3 separate regions of the Homo sapiens genome follow, and all the other regions are linked to region 1. A link is a contact called in ENCODE Hi-C or POLR2A ChIA-PET data. All regions are on one chromosome and are shown on one strand. The core of a region is the stretch at or near the end of the contact, and the rest is flanking DNA. Distances in the headings are between cores, read along the strand shown.

Region 1 (3,082 bases), core at 60-2,559:
CCACTTTAATTTCTGTCAGCGTTACTGTAACCACAGTCCTGGGCTCTTGCTTTTGTGTGTGTGTGTGTGTGTACGCGCCCCTGCATTTGACAGTCCCATCTCCTACACTCCAGTTGTGACTTTGATCACTGAAACAAGAGATGTCACATTAGGGAGCAGGGAAGAGGAAAAAATGCCAACCCGCTATCTCACCTGTATTCTCATATGTTCCCTCTATATACGGAATACACCATGTCAGATCCCCAAGTGGGGGTAACAATAGCGACGCTGGGAGGAAGCAAACTAAAAAGAAGGGAGTGGTCAAGCCCCATTTCTAACAAATCACTTCCCCGAAAGCGGACAGAGCGGCTCATCACCAGGCGAACTAATTGCACGCTTCCTCGCTGCAAAGAAGTCGCTTCTCGTAGAGGGGCTGTGCTGGAGTCTCGCTTGGCAAAGCCAGCCCATCTCCTCCACCACTTGCACTTGGAACTTTTTTTCAACCTTAAACTCACTTCACAGGAGATTTCACCTAGGGTTTTTCAGCATATATAATTTTTTATTCTGCTCCCTCCCCAGGCCCCAAATCCCACCCTCCAGTCAACGTGCAAGTAAAACAAATCGGCTCCTATAGAATTGCACTTCGAAAAGAGCCGTCTCTGCAAGGTTGATTTTCCTGCCCTGCGTTCTGCACCTTCTCCGTAAAGCCTGCGGGAGCATTTCCTCCCATCTCCATTTACCACGGGAAGATTCCGAATGTGAAGACAAGGGGAGAGGAAGAGTCAACGTGCCGGGCCCGGGCGGCTGCGCCCCAGCGCACCCGGCACCCACGCCCAGCCGCCGGTCCCTCACTCGGCGGCAAGTTGTAAAAGTTCCCGTAGGTCCCAGCCGCCTTCCTCTCTTCCCCGAGCTCCTGCCAGCGCTCCATTCATCCCCCACTCCCCTCCACCTCGTCCCCCCAGCCCGTCCCCAACGCCCTGGAGCCTCCCCTAGCCAGCCGCTCACCTTCGCGCGGAAGCCGCGAGCGGGGCCGACCTTGAGAAGCCCCCTCTCACGTGCACCCTCCCACCTAGAGCTCGCCTCAGAAACTTGGGGCCAAGTTTAGGGGAGGCCACTGGGAGCGCAGCGGGGATCAGGTCGGACCGGGGTTCTGGTCCCCGGCCCGCCCTCCTCAGCGCCCCTTGCCCCTCACGCCGCGGGCCGGAGGGCGGACACGGCCCCCGGGCGGCCCCGGTGGCGCTCGGGCGCGGGGGTCATTTCTGAGGAAGTCTAGAATAAAAGAGGAAGGAGGGTGGAAACTTCTTACCATCTCGGCATGCTGGTTGTCAAGTGCAGCCCCCGCCTCTTGGTCTCCTCTTAGCGGCCGCGCCTGGACCAGCCCCTCGGCCGCCGCTGGCTCCCTCCGTCTCGGCCTTTCTCTCCCTCCCCCTCCGAGTTCCTCCGGGCCTCCGCTCTCGCCGCCTCCGCCTCCCCGCCCGCCCGCGCGCGCCCTCGCCGCGGCCCCTCTGCGCTCAGGTGACTGATTTACACTCGCGCCGGGGTCGCGCTCGCGCCCCGAGTCCCAGCCGGCACGGTTCCCCGGCTCCTCCTCGGGACAAAAAAAAAAAAAAAGGGAACGGCTTGTCCCGGGAGGGGGCTGCCCTGCTCGCGGGAGGCGGGGGACCGGCGGGCGAGGTGACCTCGGCGGCCGTGCAAGCCCCACAAGTTTTTCCTCTCTCTGCAGAATTGTCGTGACTACAATGTTGCTTCCCTTTTGCAAAATAAAAGTCGGTCGTTGTGTTGTTTGTCCTCAGAGGTCCAGGGGCTTGGGGAAGGAGGATGTATGTTTCTCCCTCCCCCCACCGCCCCGTGACTTCTTTGGGGGCTTGTTTGTTGTTTGGGTTGTTCTTGCTCTCTCTTTCTGGGGATGGAAAAAACAACTTTGTGGGGATGGAAAAACAACCCTGGCGCCCCCCCCCCCCCCCGGGGAGCTGCGGGCGTGGAGGTAGAGGTGGCCGCTAGCGCCCAGCTGTCACACACACACAAAAAAAAATTGCGGGGCGGGGGTGGGGAGCGGAGCAAGGAGAGGAGGCTGCGAAACGCCGAGGAAAGGGCGCGAACTTTATTCCGACTGCAGCAAACCGCGGCAGCTCTTTCCTTTTCGGGCACTCGGGCGTCTCTGTCCCCTTTGACCAGTTCCTCCTCCCCAGCCCCGCACGCCCCCTCCTCCCCTGCCCCTTCCCCAGCGTCCCAGCCGCGGCCGACCCGGCTCCCCGCGACCCTCTCAGCCCAGCTCCTCCGCGCGCCGCTGGGGAGAAGGCGAGTGAGGCGGAGGAAAACCCAGCGGACAGAAACCTGGGACGCGAACGTGCTGGGAGAAAAGGCCAAAAGTTGCGCGCAGCTGGGGGAAAAAAGTTTTTCTGGTGGCGGAGCGTTTTGTGCCGGCCCAGACGCCGGCTTGCGGCGAGGGCTTCCTTCCCTTTCCCGTGGTCTGGGCCGCGGGCCTCGGGCTGGAGAGGAAGGAGGCTGTCGCGCCCGCGGGGGAAAGAACAGTCACATCTGTGGGTGACACTCAGCCGACCCAAGTCACCCTGCCCTGGAGACTCAGAAACGCCGACTACAGCCTAAGCGCGCACACGCCTGCAGCTGAACGATATTTCTTAAATACAGGCAAAACACACTCCCCGGCCGCAAGAATGGGGCGGGGGTGGGGGGGGAGCTTAATCATCATCATCTAACTAACGTACACTTTGTGCCAAAAACATCTCCGAGTTATGCAGATTTATCATAACTACAGCAAACTTTCTGGTTATCTAACATGGGAGGAAGGCATAGGTTTCAAGCATACTCCCTGAGCACTAAGAAATCAGAGAATCGGCGAAGACTTGGCAGAACAGCAGGTATGGTTACCGGTTCCTAGTGAAAAGTGAGAATCATCCCTTCTTCCCTTCTCTCTTCCTCAAACGGAGAGAGAGAGAGAGAGAGACTACTTAATTGCATTCAGAGGACAGAATTAAATTCCTTTGAAAATATGTAGCCTTGGAATTACATGGTTTTATTTTCTTTGCAGAGTCCGGTCTTAGTTTAATATAAATTTTCACAGTAACTGATTTTTTTAAATTTT
Region 2 (3,072 bases), core at 518-3,017, 75 kb before region 1:
CATTCTCCTGCCTCAGCCTCCCGAGTAGCTGGGACTGGGACTGCAGGTGCCCGCCACCATGCCCAGCTAGTTTTTGTTTTTTGTGGTTTTTGTTTTTTTGTTTTTTTTTTTTTTTAGTAGAGACGGAGTTTCACCGTGTTAGCCAGGATGGTCTCGATCTCCTGACCTCGTGATCCTCCCATCTCGGCCTCCCAAAGTGCTGGGATTACAGGCGTGAGCCACCGCGCCGGGCCTTGCCTTTCACATCTTGAAACAGAAAATTATTTAAATGATATACATTGGATTGTGTGACTTAGTTATAGGTTATAAAACAAGTGAGAGGTAGCACCCAGTGCTGGGTATCAGTGACATGGCTCTGCCTTTCTCACTGCAAGGTATTGTCCTCAGGCTGGCCAAGAAGGTCCATCTCCTCTGTAAGCATCTCAGCCACATTTCAAGCAGTGATGTGTTTTTTATTCCAGATGGGAAACTCTCACTACCGTCCCCCAGCAGACTTCCTCTTACAAAGTATTGGTCAGAACTTAATCACATGACTGCTCGTAAACCAATCACTGCCGAGGGGAATGCAATTATCATGACTGAGCTTTTTTCACATTAATCTTGAGATATCTCCTGTCTGTTCATTAAGACCAAGGCTCTCCTGTTTCCAACCGCCACCCCCAGCCACCTGGGAAGAGAGAGGTGGGATAGACATCATTAACAGGGTTGGCATTAAAATTCACCTCAATTATTCTAAAAGATCCGTATGACAACTGTAAAAGGGCTGTTTTTTGTAAAGATGCACTATAGTCATTATCATCATCTAGGCCTGGGTCCCTGTAACTTAAGAAAAACACTCCACCATTAGACAAACAAAGGCACCAGAATGCAATGAACTATAATACTTTACCCATTAGGTGAGTAAGAGCCAGTAAATCAAAGGGCTTTTAAAAAACACAATTCCTCAGCTAACACCATGAAGCAAAATTAACCATATTAGTTCTCTTCAATTTTACACTTTTGGGGGTTTAGACCTCTCAATCACTCCAGATTTGTTTTTCAAAAAATTAGCTGTCCTTTTTCATTTACACAATTTTCCCCTTCCTCAAGAAGAAGTGTCAGGCTCAAATTACAACAGCTTATCTGATGGGGGAAAAAAAAAACCCATGCAAGATATATTCCTATATTTGGGCCTTTAGTGATAAGTTCATGATAAAGGAAAATACAAATACTCTCTCCTCCTCCATGCCCACGAACAGCCCAAGACTTGGAATCATTCTTCACAGGGTTCACTCACTATCCAGTCCAACTCTCAACCTCCCTAGGCCTTTAGCAGATCCAAGAAAGATGCAATCCTCTCAAGTTTCCAGAACAATGAGAATAAAAAGAAGGCTGACTAGAGTTGAAAACAGGAACACTGCCTGCATCTTTTCTCACTTTTTTTTTCAGGGAGTCCTTTAAAGCAGTGTAGGCGGAAAAGAATAAGCAAAGGAAGTAGGAAGGTTCAACACAAGATAGTAAGGCGAACTCCACATGTGACCGGTCTTTCTACAGTCCAGAGACGCCCAATCTGCACGCCTCTACACACAACAGAACTGACACAAACAAATGATGACTGCTAACTGCTAATTCTGGCTTTTTTTTTTTTTTTTAAACACACTCCAGAAGTCATTGCAATACCGGAAACATTGGGAGACTGAGCCATCTGATGACAATTACAGGAATCCTGGAAGGGAAAGAATGCTCAAGGAAGGCCAGACGGCCATGCAATTATAAACCCTAGCTCAGCCCATGTCCTCTCCACACCCTCCACATCACTGCCAGCGAGAGGAGGATGGTGACACCATTAACCAACATTCCCAGGCTGATCCCAGGCTCACACACACTGCTCCAGAGAGGATATCATGATTTTGGTTTGCTTGGTTTTCTTATCCTTTGAAGTAAGACACTTCATGATTGTCATGAGTTTGGTTCCCAAGGGTGTGAGATTTATAGGAACCAAGACTTTTACAGTAAAGAGATGATTTAAAAGGCAAACCACTAAAAATGACAGTATGAAACTAAAACGTTTCCAAGTTGCTTTAATCCCTGAACTAATCCTTGCAGAATGCCAGGGAAAGAGGATGGGAGGTAAAGGTCATGGTTAGGAAGAGAAAAAGAGCTAACATTTACTAAGCACCTCCAAGAGCAAGCCACTTTCAGGATAAAGAAACCTTGCAAAGGAGAGAGCATCCAAGTCTAACCAGAACTAAGGCTCAGAGAGACAATTTACGCAGTCTCAAAGCTCTTAAATGAAGACAATGGAGTGAAGCCCCAAACCCATCTCACTTCAAAGCCCACACTCCTTCTACTAAGCAACACTGTTAGTGAGACAGCAGGTACATAAAACAGAGACAAAGCCAGTATGACACAAAATGGCATTAACCATTCACTATCTAACCAAGGCACAATTAACTTGGCTTCTTTCGTAAGTACTTTATATAGTTTTACATCCATTTCTTTTCAATTAATATAGCATAAGTATAATCCCATATAATTAAAAATTTCACAAAAGTCTAGTCCTTTAAATAACTACACCCTGATAGATTTCATAACTGATGTCTTCTAACTTAAAGCCCTGTGCTGACAGGACTAGGAAATTTAAAACATTTGAAATAGTACATATTTAATGAAGAAGTCTCAGGAAGCAAGGAAGTATAGGAGACTGCTTAATAAGAAATCATGAAAGGCAGGAGAATGGTGTGAACCCAGGAGGCGGAGCTTGCAGTAAGCCGAGATCACGTCAATGCACTCCAGCCTGGGTGACAGAGTGAGACTCCGTCTCAAAAAAAAAAGAAAGAAAAGGAAAGGAAGGGAAGGGAAGGGAAAGGGAAAGGGAAGGGAAAGGGAAAGGAAAGGAAAGAGAAAAAAAAAGAAAGAAAAGAAGAGAAAAGAAAGAAAGAAAGAAATCCTTATTCCATAGAATTCCTGCTGTTTCAAGAGAATGTACTTGAGTAGAATCGTATTTGACAAATCTTTATAAATGGGAAACATTATCTATAAACACACACACAAGTGTACAAAAATTCAAATTAGGATTGCTAACTACCATTT
Region 3 (3,119 bases), core at 129-2,628, 120 kb after region 1:
AGCTGGAAGCTGTGCCAATGTAGGAGACCAGGAATTCCTAGCCTGGGAGGAAGGAAGGGCAGGGATGCAAAGGGACAGAGGGAGAAGAGGAAGCAAATTCCAGCCAGGCTGGCTCTCCTAGGAGGAGTGGCAGTGATGAAACCCTCTTCTTTAGACTCTGTCTTAGAGAAGGATGGGGCCCGAAGAGGTTTCCTCTTTCAGCAAGTGTTGGGGTGTGTGTGTGTGTGCGGGGATTTAATCAGGGGATCTACGAGCACATTCACAGACCCTTAGCTACTAGTGCTGCCCAATTCCAAGCATGTTTAGCTTTAAGTACCTCTTGTCTGGTAATCCAGGGCCAGATATCTGGAGGTGGGAACTGGCTGCCATAGCCTGTTGCTCCCCACAAGGATGAGGACAAGGGCTCCACTGGGCACCTTTCCTAGGCATGGCCAGGGTTGTTATAAAGCATAGGGTGGGAGGGTGGTTGTGGCTTTCTGTGGTATAGCTACTGATCAATGTAGCATTTGATTGATCCATTTTCTCCAGAGGAGAAGGGAGTGTGGTGGGAAAATCCTGAGGCTGAGGAGGTGGATACTTACAGGTCCTGGTCCAACTGACTGGGATCTTAGGATCACTCCCTTCTCCAACCTGAGTGGTTCCCCGCCTTTTTTTTTTTTTTTTTTTTTTTTTTGAGATGTAGTCCCACCCTGTTGCCCAGGCTGGAGTGCGGTGGCATGATCTCGACTCACTGCAAGCTCCGCCTCCCGGGTTCACGCCATTCTCCTGCCTCAGCCTCCAGAGTAGCTGAGACTACAGGCACCTGCCACCACGCCTGGCTAATTTTTTGTATTTTTAGTAGAGATGGGGTTTCACCGTGTTAACCAGGACAGTCTCGATCTCCTGACCTCGTGATCTGCCTGCCTCGGCCTCCCAGAGTGCTGGGATTACAGGCGTGAGCCACCATGCCTGGCCAACATTTTTTTTTTTTTTTTTTTTAATTACAGAATCATCTGACAAAGGAACTCTTTTAAGGAGCCTTAACATATCAAAAGATCAAGGCAGAGCCGCCCTCATTGAAGGGTTTGGAGGACCTGGAGCTTACCCTCTTCTCTCCTTCCCTGACTGGGAGGAAGGATGGGGTGGGGGCAGGGGTGGGGAGTCCTCGGAGCAGTGTGCAATCTTTAAATCTCATGATTAAAAATATCTTCCTTCTGGAGTGCTGGTATTGATGACTGGCAAATTTGGGAGTGGAAGGAGAATGAAGGAAAAAGGGAGGGAGAAAACCACCCTTATACATTTAGGACTCACAGGGCAGGAGTCCCAGACTGGGAGAAAGTCTGGACGTTTCAGCAGAGTTCAGTGTGCTGTGTCACTGTTTGTCTTGGCCTTTTTCGGCTGTGAGCAGCAGCAGCGTAAATGAATGTGCTTCATTTCCTCAGCAACAAGACTGGGTCACACATGTCCCCTCCCCTGGTGAGCAACCCAAGGAGTGAGTGGGGTGTCATGGTGTTGCCAGGGACAGGCTGACAGTAGTACCAAATTAGGAAAAGGACCGACTGAGGATGCCTGGCCAATCTGCATCCCCAATGCTCAGCCAGCAAAATCAGTGGAAGTGTGTGTAATTCTGCGGAGACTAGGATGGCATGTGCTCCGCCAGCAATGCAGGAAAAAGGATAATCAAGCGGGACATGGTTCTTGAATAAGTGTAAAGCTAAACATCATCAAAATGCTGCAACACAATACGAGGGGCTGGAAGTGGTTAGTATTGTGATTACAGAGAGGGCATCAGTATAGGATGTCATTTCTCACAAAGATCCAGGAAAATGTCTAGCATTCATTTTTATAAACAAAGCATAGCACACTGGAGTTATTTCTTATTTCAAACGTATAGTCATACTACCTTTATTTAGAACATGGGCGAGGGGATTGGAATGGTATATAAATCCAGGACAAGACTTGGTATGTAAGTTCCTCCTCAAAAAAGCAAAACGCAAGGCCTATTCTAAACAAATCCAGGGCAATTCAGCTCTGAAGCATTGTTAATCTTTTCATTAAAGGTACAGTCACTATGTTCCAAATCCTTCTTCCAAAGATCAGATCCAGATTTTCCAGCTAATGAAACAATGAAGTCATTTCTACAAAAACCAGAAGAGAGACATTAGAAAAATATTGCAGACTAGATCATTACGGTTGCAGAGACCAATAGATTTGAGTGGGACACATACACACTCACACAGGGGCATGTAAACTGTAGTCCCTATGAGGCAAATCTTAGAAGCTAAAGTGATATGTTAGACTGTGAATAAAAGACAACATGAATCAAATATGTCATCTGCAGCCACCCTCTCCTCCTGCTGCTGCTCCACAGTAGAGCTTTGTGAGTGTGAGTGTGTGTGTGTGGGTGCGTGTGCATGTGTGTGTGTTTCCTTTCAGTTCCTGGCATCAGTTTAAGAACCACAGTTGTGGCTTGTGACTGTGCCTCAGCATGCCAATCCAGGGTGTTGCTGTTTAGAGTAGTTAGCCTATTGGGAACAAAAGGTATTTGATCTTCTCTCTTCTCCTTAAGCTCAAGCTACCTAAATGTGGCTTGGCTTTGTGGTGAGACACATGCTGAACTGCTGGAAAGGGCAGAGCTTAAAATATATGGGTGCCAGTTCATTGTTGGCGACCACACTTTCCCTTGTGGTAAAAATCTTACAGACAAGCATGAGCCTACATTTCCAAATGCATGTTCCCTTTGAATTAGTTCCCTAAAGTGGAAGGTCGGGGGAAGAATATACTGGGGAGGCCTGTGTCATAAAAACTCAGGGCCTGCCCTCTTTCTGCATTTCTGCCGTGGAGTGTGCTAGCCTGTGAGTAGTGGGGGAAAGGAATAAAACATTTCTACTCACGGAAACATGCGGGGTGGTAGGGAGGGAGAAGGAAAGCATGTTGCCAATGTATATTTTTGGCACGGGCAAATACTTCTTGGTGAAGTTCTAAACGCTAGATTTAGAAATCCCCTGGCCTTTTTGAGTTGTGTCGGGGCCTTTTTCACACACACTGATGAAAACTACACTCACCTTAATGCCAAAAAACCCTTGAGAATTTCCTGTGCCATTGGGCACATTCTGTGAGTAGAAGGAATGTGGAATTAG

Evidence for each region. A loop is a pair of places that touch in the nucleus more often than their neighbours do. ChIA-PET counts read pairs that join two places held with the same protein, here RNA polymerase II (POLR2A). Pooled maps may share reads with other maps.
Region 2: a loop to region 1 is called in a map of IMR-90, with 5 times the contacts of the local background. The contact joins the enhancer-like site here to the promoter of BNC2 in region 1. A Hi-C loop is called at or near these places in 4 of 168 maps with a recorded cell type or tissue (IMR-90, colonic mucosa, heart left ventricle and 1 more) and 3 of 50 pooled maps. POLR2A ChIA-PET finds 5 or more read pairs at or near these places in 3 of 52 experiments (WTC11 and endothelial cell of umbilical vein).
Region 3: a map of ascending aorta shows a loop between it and region 1 (3-fold over the local background). The contact joins the enhancer-like site here to the promoter of BNC2 in region 1. A Hi-C loop is called at or near these places in 6 of 168 maps with a recorded cell type or tissue (IMR-90, aorta, ascending aorta and 3 more) and 6 of 50 pooled maps. POLR2A ChIA-PET finds 5 or more read pairs at or near these places in 4 of 52 experiments (AG04449, AG04450, BJ and 1 more).

What each region holds. Positions count from the first base shown.
Region 1 is chr9:16,869,361-16,872,442 of GRCh38, forward strand. BNC2 (basonuclin zinc finger protein 2) reads right to left here and starts at 1,310. Exons shown (of 7, transcript NM_017637.6): 1 at 1,286-1,310. The coding sequence starts at 1,288.
Region 2 is chr9:16,793,769-16,796,840 of GRCh38, forward strand. The region is part of intron 1 of BNC2 (basonuclin zinc finger protein 2); the gene reads right to left. Among named protein-coding and RNA genes, the nearest start is that of BNC2-AS1, 68 kb to the left of the region's middle. RefSeq lists an enhancer at 2,068-2,569. Within about 2 kb of position 1,768, at least 4 of the 41 ENCODE cell types and tissues checked have a DNase peak (open chromatin) inside an H3K27ac peak, as active enhancers do.
Region 3 is chr9:16,984,698-16,987,816 of GRCh38, forward strand. No RefSeq gene overlaps it. Among named protein-coding and RNA genes, the nearest start is that of BNC2, 120 kb to the left of the region's middle. Within about 2 kb of position 1,379, at least 3 of the 41 ENCODE cell types and tissues checked have a DNase peak (open chromatin) inside an H3K27ac peak, as active enhancers do; they include IMR-90 and ascending aorta, where a contact is called at or near this core.